Regions from separate parts of the Homo sapiens genome. Here regions 2 and 3 are each linked to region 1. A link is a contact called in ENCODE Hi-C or POLR2A ChIA-PET data. All regions are on one chromosome and are shown on one strand. Each heading gives the region's core, a stretch centred on a gene start or an enhancer-like site at or near the end of the contact. The rest is flanking DNA. Distances are from core to core; before and after follow the strand shown.

What was found. A loop is a pair of places that touch in the nucleus more often than their neighbours do. ChIA-PET counts read pairs that join two places held with the same protein, here RNA polymerase II (POLR2A). Pooled maps may share reads with other maps.
Region 2: a loop to region 1 is called in a map of PC-3, with 5 times the contacts of the local background. The contact joins the promoter of ZMIZ1 here to the enhancer-like site in region 1. A Hi-C loop is called at or near these places in 3 of 168 maps with a recorded cell type or tissue (DLD1, PC-3 and endothelial cell of umbilical vein) and 2 of 50 pooled maps. POLR2A ChIA-PET finds 5 or more read pairs at or near these places in 2 of 52 experiments (BJ and Caco-2).
Region 3: a loop to region 1 is called in a map of PC-3, with 2.9 times the contacts of the local background. The contact joins two enhancer-like sites. A Hi-C loop is called at or near these places in 1 of 168 maps with a recorded cell type or tissue (PC-3). POLR2A ChIA-PET finds 5 or more read pairs at or near these places in 1 of 52 experiments (HepG2).

The regions. Positions count from the first base shown.
Region 1 is chr10:78,456,554-78,459,710 of GRCh38, forward strand. It overlaps LOC107984245 (a long non-coding RNA gene), which reads right to left. Exons shown (of 3, transcript XR_001747513.2): 1 at 1,367-3,157. Among named protein-coding and RNA genes, the nearest start is that of LINC00595, 190 kb to the left of the region's middle. Within about 2 kb of position 1,683, at least 2 of the 41 ENCODE cell types and tissues checked have a DNase peak (open chromatin) inside an H3K27ac peak, as active enhancers do; they include PC-3 and endothelial cell of umbilical vein, where a contact is called at or near this core.
Region 2 is chr10:79,067,252-79,070,317 of GRCh38, forward strand. ZMIZ1 (zinc finger MIZ-type containing 1) reads left to right here and starts at 1,715. Exons shown (of 25, transcript NM_020338.4): 1 at 1,715-2,019. It overlaps ZMIZ1-AS1 (ZMIZ1 antisense RNA 1), which reads right to left and starts at 197. Exons shown (of 10, transcript NR_024431.2): 1 at 137-197. RefSeq lists silencers at 6-55, 156-365, 1,166-1,235, 1,496-2,475, enhancers at 629-1,474, 2,676-2,725 and a cis regulatory region at 1,348-2,033.
Region 3 is chr10:79,155,804-79,159,295 of GRCh38, forward strand. All of the region lies in intron 3 of ZMIZ1 (zinc finger MIZ-type containing 1), which reads left to right. Among named protein-coding and RNA genes, the nearest start is that of ZMIZ1, 89 kb to the left of the region's middle. RefSeq lists enhancers at 409-1,260, 1,903-2,047, 2,963-3,492 and a cis regulatory region at 1,968-1,981. Within about 2 kb of position 1,893, at least 28 of the 41 ENCODE cell types and tissues checked have a DNase peak (open chromatin) inside an H3K27ac peak, as active enhancers do.

The DNA.
Region 1 (3,157 bases), core at 433-2,932:
GGAGGAGCAGGTTGCAGTGAGTGAAGATCATGCCACTGCACTCCAGCCTGGGCTACAGAGTGAGACTTCATCTCAAAAACAAAAAACAAAAAAACAACAAAAAAATGGGGGGGTGGATGGTGGGGAATTTGGACAGGGAGACCGACAAGCAGAGAGGGAGACAACTTGGAGATGAGTGGGGAGCAGCCAGCTGTGGGACTGGAGCACGCATCTCTGAGCCGGGAGATTGAATGGGCCAGAAAGATCATCCCCTGGGCCCGTTAGGGGAAGCGCGGCCCTGCCCACACCCTGACTTAGGACTTCTGGTCTCTAGAACTGTGAGCCAACAAATTCAATTGTCTTAAGCCTCTGAGTCTGTAGGGTTTGTTCGGCAGCTCTAGGAAATGAATGCATCCACCTTCGTCCTGCTTTCCCCGGGGCCAGGCAAAGTGAGGAGCTGGAGAAAAGCAGACCCTCTCTTTTTGGATGGCCACTGCTGCCACCTCAGTTCAAGGAGAGGCTTTCAAAGTCTCTGTCAAGGCAGGTACCCCAGTGCTGGGTGTTCTGTGGACCCTCCTCTGTGACCCCCGGGGTGGGTCCCCATCACAGTGCCAGAAACTGCTCGCCTTCTATGGCCTCTTTTCAGCCCTGGAGAAGCTCACATTCTCTTTCCAGGGCAAAGGCGGGCCTGCAGGCTGCTGCAGCTGCCCTTGGCCTCACCCCACTCCGGCCAGCCTCCTGTCCTGAGTTCTAAGGTGGGACAGGTTCAGTTCCTACTCTAAGTCCCCACCCCCTTCCCCCACAACCCAGGGGACATGTGATAAACTCTTCTGGAAATTTCTGTGCCTCATGGTGGGCTTGGAGTTTCTGCAGTGCAATGGGCCTCCAACTGGGGAAGGAAGCATGAGTCTTCTCTCTGTACAGGCACCCCAATCTCTGCAAGAGGTTCTCTGGAGCCCCTGCTAGTAGCTTACAGGAGTGCACGGAGCAGCCGAGTCACAGTATTTTACGTAAAGTTTCCTCCACATTCACATCAATTCTCTTTCTTCTGCTTAAGCAGGGTGGATGTGGACTGAGGAGGTGAGGAGCAGGCAGTGTAGAAGCCTCTTAACAAATCCAGGAGGAAGGAACCTGGTAGCTATACCCCTTGGATGGTAGGGGCATTTGACACCCATTGTCCTGGGCTTTGGGGTTTCAGTGGAAGGAGTCCCACTCCTATCCAGTCCCTTAGGAGAACAAGTCCTAGATGTAAGAGATTGGAAACTCCCTGAGCACAAGGGGCATGGGCTCTGTTTTCCTCTCCCTTCACGTACAGCTACTAGGCCAGAGAGAGCCCAGGCTCTGGAGTCCTGTGGACCCAAGTTCAAGTTCCTGCTCAGTTACTTACCCAGCTGTGCATCTCAGGGAAGTGACCCAGCCTTTTCCAGTCTCTTTCCTCTGCCGGCTTTTACGTGGGAGTGGAAGGCAAGGAAAAAAGTGCCTGCTGCAGAGTCAGGTCCAGGGACACACCAGCCCTTGCCCCCACAGCATTTTGGGGCTGGCCCCATCCTCTGAGGATGCTGGAAGCATGCGGGTGACACTCTGGTGAAGGCTGTGGGTTTCTCCTCCAGCGAAGTTTGTTATAGGATTCAGGTTAAGAATCTCTGTCTGAACTCTCAGTGGCTTATCACCGAATTACACGAAATTGTTTGGTAAAGGAACAGCAGAAAGAGAGCCAAAAGATATTGGTAGCTGATTGGGGTCCCTGAGTCATCTGAGATGGTGACTAAGTAACCCAGCACTTTGAAAAGCCTGGACCTAAATTCCCAGGGGAATTTTTTCCCCACATGCCCTTCCCACAACATACTGGGCTGGATCCAATCCCACCTAGTACTGTTCAAATGCAATCCCTCTTGTGCATTGAGCAGTGTGCTGTGGCGCAGTCTCAGTGATTCCTAAAGTTGACTAAAACATGCCTTCTAAAGGGAAAGCTATCATTGCAGACCCCCAGTGTTGATAAGAATTATTTTGATCATATTGTTACTTAAATATATACAAACATAAAAGTAAGTATAAATCTCTTATGCTTTTAGCTCTTACACAGCTGTAAAACCAAAACACAATTACAAATTAAATGCAAATAAAGCTACAAAACCATTAAAATTCAAATTAATGGCATTAATTTAATGTGACAGATGATGTTTTGCTGAAAGTAAAACAACCAACGTTGGGTTTAATAATAGAAGGATACATTCCCATTTAAGTTCCGCTTGTTATCAACTAGATCATTTTGATGTTTGGACATGCTAGACCATCATTAGAGTTATTATCAATATTATTATATTTTTCATGTATTACAATGAACACACTTCTAAACACAGACCTAGAATTTTGATGAAGCGATCAACTTAATAGAGCACTTCAAAATATAATAATTTAAAATATATAGAAATATGTACCATTTAGTAAGACTATATACCATTTACCATTTCCAGCTGCTAGTGTTGTCTTGCAAGTTGTTGCAAACCAAGGTGGCATTCACTCAGGCACCTGCTTGCAAAACAGTGACTACAATTCTACCAGCTTCAATGCAGAGCAGCTTATTTGTGGCATGTCTGTGTCCCCTGTTCTGTTTGATGACTCAATCCTCCCTCCACTTATCTCTGTTTGAACAATTGCTAAACCTTTGTTTGTACAGCAGTCCATGAAGTCATTTGGCCTTCATTTTGCAAAAACATGATAGTAAACCCAAATGCAAATGTGAACTCTGCATTCCTGAAGCATTAGTTGGTGATAATATGATCATCCACACACAACCCCAATAGGGTCTCACTGATATTTTTCAATTTTTAAAATGAAAATATCAGAATAAAAAAAGACTCTCATATCACTCAAGGGCCCCTGACAGTACATCTGTGGATCCCACTTTGAAATCCCTGGTGCAGTGAAAGGAGGTCTGGCCTGGGAACCCAAGACTCGAGTTTTCGTTCTAAGTCCCTCATTGACCCACTGTGTTCTGTGGACCAATTTCCCCCTTTCTAGACTTCATCTGCTCATGATCAGTAATTGTCTTGCATTTTGGTCATCATCACATTTATCTCACCTGATCCCTCCCTGAGGTCGGTATGACTGTCCTCAATGACAGATGGGGGAAATTGAGACCCAGGTACACATCTGGTGAGTGAGGGGATGGGGTTAG
Region 2 (3,066 bases), core at 465-2,964, 610 kb after region 1:
CCCTCTCCCCCCACCCTTCCTCCCCCACCTCCGGCTCCCCGCGCCCCCGACCCTGCAGCCTCCGAAGCCCCGGCCGTGCAAGGCTCCCCCCGCAGCCCGGCCGGGGCTGCGCCCCCTTGCGCTCTCCCCAACTTGCCTTTGTTATTCCAGCTCCCTTCCTCGCCTCGCCTCCGACACGGTGGCAGCCTGCAAAACGTGGAGCGCGGAGTCACTGCCACACCTGGAATCCGAAGCGGGCTCCGCCGGCTCCCGGCCGAAGCCGCCCCCGCCTGCCGGGGAGGGGAGCGCGTGCGTGGGCGGCGCGTGTGTGTCCAAAGAGGGCTGCGCGGGCGCCAATTATGATTGGGACTGGGGGTGCCGAAAATCAGGGGTGGGGGGCCTCGAGGAAGGGGTATGGAAGAGGAAGTGGGAGAGGAGGGCGTGTGTTTGTGTGTGTACGTTAACGTGAGGATTTAGTGCCCAGGGGAACGTTTCGTGTTTTGTTTTTTGATTGTATGTGGGGTTGTGTACAGCGATGTGTGTGTGTAACTGCGTGTCTCTGAGCGTGCCTGCTGTGGCCGTGTAAGCGGGCATCTTTGTGAGGGAAAGTAAGCGAGTGTGTGGGGGCGCGTTTGTGGTTTGGGGGGGAGCGTGTTTGCAATGCTGAGGGAGCGAACGTGTGTGCCGTTCTTGTAGGAGTTTCCGTGAGAGTGGCAGTGGACGTGAGCCAAAGTGGGCGCGTAGTTGGATGCTCTCGGGGGGGGGGGGTGGGTCGGCTAGGGGAACTCCCGCGAGTGGGTGCACCCAACTGCGCCTCGTGAGTACCTTAGCTCTCCGCTATCTCTGGCAGTGCCCAGTCCGGGGCAGAGGGCCAGGCCCCAGCCTAGCAGCTCCCACGCAGCCCGCGCGCACAGCGCCCCGGGCGCTCCGCGCCGGGCCTAGGGGAATCCACGCGTCTCTGGACTGTGCTAGGTGCCGCGGATCAACTGTGGCCACCACACCCCCGCTCCCCCACAGCTGTCGGGGGGCCGCGCTCTAGTCTCCCTCAAAGTCACCCTTGGTGGTGGTGGTCCTCTTCCCACCCCAACCACCAGTCCCCGGGCTGTAGGAACAATTCCAAAGTCAACCCCAGGGGAAGGCTTTGGAGGTCCAGTTACCAACTCGCTTACCCCAATTCGGGTACCTGACAGCGCCCGGGGCCACGAGTGCACTCCAGGCGGGGGCGTGCCAGCGCGGGGCAGGGGCTCTCGGGTGAGCAGTGTGATTTTGGCTTCCTCCCCAAGGTGGTCCCTACCTAGGCTCAGCATTTGTTCCCCTCTCCAAACTTACTGGGGCTGGGGCCTGCAGGGGGGCTGGGGGCTGCAGGGGGCGTCAGGGAGTAGCGGAGGGAGTAGGGCAAGGAGAGAGGTGAGTGGACTGGTGGCGTAGCGGGGAACCAGGAGCCAGGAGAAGAAAAGCTGGGAGAGCGCCGAGACCGAGGAGCGAGGAAGAGAGGAAGAGAAAGGAAAGGAAAGGCGAGGGAGAGAACGAGGAGAGGCGAAAAGGAAAGGGGAAAGAGAGCGCAGAGCGCGAGCCAAGCCGAGCGCCGGCAGCGGCGGCGGCGCGGCGCGGCGCTCCACTCCGGCCTGACTCCGCACCGGCTTTTGCGGGCGGCCGGCGGCGCGGGGCCCTTTGGAAATAGAATAGCCAATGTAATCTGACACTTCAACTTGCTCGGCTCCGGGCGAGTTGATTCACTTACTCACCCCCTAACGCCGAGTTCCTTTTCACTGTCTGTGGACATTAAAAAAGCGAGCGGCGGCGGCGGGCGCCGGGGAGAGCGGGCGGCCGGGCGGCAGGCGGGCGAGCAGCGATCGGGCGGCCGAGCGAGCGAGCAACGCCGGCGCAGCGCGGTGACCCCAGCCCCAGCCGGCGCGGAGCAGGAGCCGGAGCCGAGCGGATCTCGGCGCCCTCGCTGCGCTCCTCCCGGCCCGAGCCTGCCCTACCCGGCGGTGGCGGCGGCGCGTCCTCCAGCGGCGGCAGCGGCGCTCGCAGCGCCCGGTAAGTTTGGGGCCAGAGCCAGGCGCCCGCTGGCTCCGGGGCTACCTCCCGCTCCCCGGGGACTCTCGGGGTGCAAGCGTGGGGATTGGGTGCTGGGGTTTTTCCCTTAAAGTGTCCCCCGGAGCGGGGCGACCGGCCGGCGGCGCGGGCTCCGCTCCGCTCTCCTTGGCGGCCGGGGGCCGAGGCCCGGCGGCCGGCGAGCTCCCGGCTGCGCGGAGCCGGCTTGGGCTGCGCGTGGGGGCCGGGTTTGTCAGGGTGTGCGGGGCGTAAGTGTGGTCGTGCGCGCGCGGACCCGGTGCCCGCCTCCTGCCGGCGCGCCTCCAGCCCTCGCTCCCTACACCCGGGGGCCGGGCAGGACCGGGAATCGGAGGAGGGAGGGAAGGACCGCCTCGGTCTCCTTCGCCTCCTCTGGGGAGATGCGAAGTTGTGCGCCTGTGTGTGTACAGGAACCGCTGGGGAAAGCGCTGGATTTCAGGATGGCAAGGGGTGGTGGTGTTAACTTGTGCGTCTGAATTTCCAGGGAAAACATACACTTTTGTAAATGGGAGGTGGGGGCGCGGTTAAGTTGTTTGTGTGGGAATTGCCCGGGGAAAGCTGGCGCGCGGTACAAACGAGAAACGCGGAGGTGTGTGTGCAGGGTTTTCTCCCAGGGCTTCGCAAGCCAGAGGGGCGCTCAGGCCAGTGCCTGGACGGGGCTGCCCCGGCCAGGAGGGGAGCCCAGGGGGAAGATGTGCGTGTGTGTGCGCGCGCGCGTTGCAAATACGAAAGTAATTTCCCCGTGTTCTTTCTTCCTCTCCGTCTCCGGCGGCGGTGGCCCCGGGGGAGTGGGAGGCCAGCCGGGGCGGAGGTTGGGGGGCCGGGGCTGGAGCCGGGGTCGGGGGGGGGAGGCGGGTTCTGGAAGCTTGCTTCACATTCCTGGCGTCTGGGCTGGGGAAAAAACAGTGGGGAGCGCGGCCTCGGCGTCTAGGGCGCGGGCAGCGGGCGCGCGTCGCCCCCTCGCTGGGGACATCTGTCCAGGAAGCCGGCCGGGCGGGGATAGGGCGCGGT
Region 3 (3,492 bases), core at 643-3,142, 700 kb after region 1:
AGCTCTTCTCCCTAAAAGCCTCTGGGCCTTTGCCCAGGGAGAGGTACCCTCCTGCCTGAAAGACTGCCCGAGGGACGGTGGCTCTGCCCCCCATTTTGCTTCCAGGCCGAGCTGGGCTGGCCCGCCAGCACTCTGTGCACATGCCCCTAGTTATCTGAGGATTACCCATCTCCTGTGTCTTCCCCACTGGTGTCACACAGTGTGTGAGCACCCTGGGGAAGCACAAAGGCTGGGCAAGTGCTGACCTTTGGCCCCGTCCCCACCCCTCCCACCCCTACTCTTTACCTCTTCTCCTTCTTTTCCTTCTCTGCCAGATAGCAGGCATTGTCATCAGTTGTTTTTAAATAAAGAAATGAATGAATGAAATGAACAACTTCTAGAAGTCACTTTATAGCCCCATTTTTGAAATGAGGAAACCAAGTCGCAGGGATGTTAGGTGGGTGGGGAGGGTAGTTCAGAGACCCCCCCGCTGCTCTTCCCCAGTTCTCACTCTTTGGGTCCCCACGGTGCCAGGTTGGGGACCCTAGGTTTGCGTGGCATGTCCTCTGGCCACAGGAACTTCCCACACATGGAGGCGTCCTGAGGGCCCAGCAGCAGGTACCAGCCACGACTTCCCACGATCTCAGCTTGCCAGGCCTGCACTTTTCTCACCTGGTGTTCCTGCCTTCCCAGCAGGTCAGCCCAGAGCTGCCTGTCCGCCCTTCCCTGGCCACTTTCGAGCCTTCCCCATGGGAGAGAGAAAGGTGAGGGAGCCGAGGGGCATGTGGCAAGGAGCGGAAAGCAGGCCCAGCAGGCAGGCTGGGCTTCCAGGGCTGGGCTTCGGAAGACAGTGCCTACTGTCTGCTGGAGGGCATCCTGGAGCCTCCTCACAGGAGGTAAAGATCGACAGGATGATTGAACCAAGCGTACCTCGGGACTCTTGGGCAGCCCCGCCCAGGACTTCCCGCAGACCCCAAACTACCAGCTTCCTAGGTCCTCATTCATTTCTGTTCCTTGAGGCCAACTGTAGTTACTGCTCTTCGGTGAAAAGATTGAGAGGATATGCAGTTCTCCCAGAGCACCAAGTCCCTGGGTTCAGCTCTGCTGTGCCTGGAATGAGGACTACCAGGTCCCTGTCCTTATGGGCCTCGAGGCTGAAGAGATAAACAGGCACCTAATTTTAATTATGCAAGCGAAAAGAAACACCAGCATGTCTGGAAGTTCAGGGAGGGTACCTTGGAGGTGGCTCTCAGAGAAGGCAGCATGGAGGAGGTGGCTCTTTGAGCATTGAAGGATGGATAGGGTTCCAAAGGACAGTGACGAGACGTAGAGCTGCACAAGGCGCCATGTAGGGGACTGCGGCTCCTGTTCTGCCACTGTGTGATGTGTGGCCTTTGCTCTCTGCTGAGCGATTTCTTCCTCTGTAAAGTGGGACCTTACAGCTCCCTGGTGACAGGATTGTGCTGAGGATGGAGTGATGGAGTGGGGCAGTGAGAGCTACCAGGGTTATTGAGGAAGGAGCCTGGCAGGTGGGAGAATCTACCACGTTTGAGCAGGTTGAATGGTTCTCTCTGCAGGCATAAGGGGTGTGTGTGTGTGTGTGTGTGTGTGTGTGTGTGTGGTCAGTTGGCAGCAAGTGTGAACAGCTGAGGCCTAATGACAGGAGCTCTGAGGTGGCATTGGTGCCACAGAACCCTGGGGCAGTGTGACCCTCTCCCCTTGTTGTCCATGGGGAGGTCCTTGCTCCGGCCAATGTCCAGCTCAATGTCCAGAGCACCCTGGAGCCTCCTCTGGTGGGTGCATGGCTGGAGGGGTGATTTAGGGCTGCTTCATCCTTCTGGCCCGTGGGCCTTGGCCTGCACCCTGGCCCAGGCTGGGTCTGGCTCTTCCCTGTGTCTGGATCCCCACCCCCAGCTTGGTGAGGTCAGGGAACAGGTATTTCAGGAATGCAGGAGGCGGGGCAGCCAGCCCCATTTGGATAACCATGGGGTAAATATTTGCCTTGCTCCTGGAGCCAGCACTGGCCCGCCAGGGGAGGACAGGGGCCTGTCCCTGGGGTCATGTAAGGGGATGTGTGTGGCGGTGGGGTTCTCCAAGTTGGGGAATCCCCTGTCACCCCAAGAGTCTGCCTGTTGCCTGACCAGCAGCTGTTTGGCACATCTGTAAAATGACAGTAGAACAGCTCAGGCGCCTGAGGATCAGTGTAGCGGGAGCTGGTTCCGCCAGCTTGGCCAGGGGAGCGGCGGGTTGGACCAGATGTGGGTGGACACCCTTGTGACCACCGTTCTGATCCCCACTTGGCCACTTATAACCTTGAGCAATTACCCTGATTTGGATGGGCACCATGGGCTGAGCTTTTAACTCCTTGGTGTCTGCATCTGCACACCCCGTATCTTGTTAAGGCCTCACAGCTATCAGGGCCAAGGCACGTGTGTGGTCAGCAGCAAGCATGAAGAGCTGAGGCCTGGTGATGGAAGCCCTGAACTCCAGGTTGAGGGTGCCCTGGTGTAACCCCTGCCCAGCACAGCACCCAGGGCCATCTGCCCCCTCCCCCAGTGCAACCTGGAGCCTTCTCTGGTGAGAGCCAATGGAGGGCGGTCGGCCCCTGCTTAGAGAGGAGCTGGGGGCTTAGAGAAGCCTAGTGACTTGCTCAAGGTCACCCAGCAAGTGTTCAAACCCAATTCTACCCACTCTTGCCCTAACCCTTGAGGCCAGGGCCAGGGCTTCAGCCCCAAGTGTGGACTCCCAAGCCTTAGCAGCTGTAGAGAGCAACTGGCTACTTAGCCGCAGCCCTGGAGCCACCCCTGGTCCTAAATTTCGGGCACCACTGCCCTCCAGGCATCCTGGATTGACTGATCCTGCATCTCTCTGGGTCAGACTCAGCCCCGGGTCAACATGACCGAGTGCCTCCACCCCAGCCCACACCCAGGTCCTCCCAGGGATCCCTGGAGGTGGGGCTGGGAAGGTAGATATGATGGGGGGAACCCCTCTTAGTCCCAGGACAGTCCCTACCCCCAAGTGACATCTGCCTTGTCTGAGACTCAGCCTTGTCACTTTCCAGCTGGACACCTCTGGCAGCCCCATCCTTCTCAGTGTCATGTTCTGCAAAGCAGGAGTGAGTCCTGGCCTCCCCTCCCCCGGGAGCTTCAGATGCACTGTGAGAGTGAGGGGTGTTTCAGGCTGCTGTCGGCACGCTGCCCTTTCTGGCCTCGCAGTGAGAAGCTGCCGTGTGGTCAGGGTCTCACACACCCCAGAAGTGAGAGTGCTGTGCTGAGGGTGCCTGGGAGAGCTATCTGAGCATTGGGGTCCCTGCCTCATGGGGAGATTGGGTGGGCTTCCACTGGCCTTGAGGCTCAGGCTGCACTCACTCCGTGGCACCAAGGCCTTTCCACAAAAGAGCGCTCCCCTCCAGCCCCTCGTGGTTTATCCTTGCGGTCTGACCAGGCTGGGAGCAAACGGGGCTACACCTCGTCTCCTGCCCTCTCTTCTCCCTGAACTCCCCAGGAGGCCAAG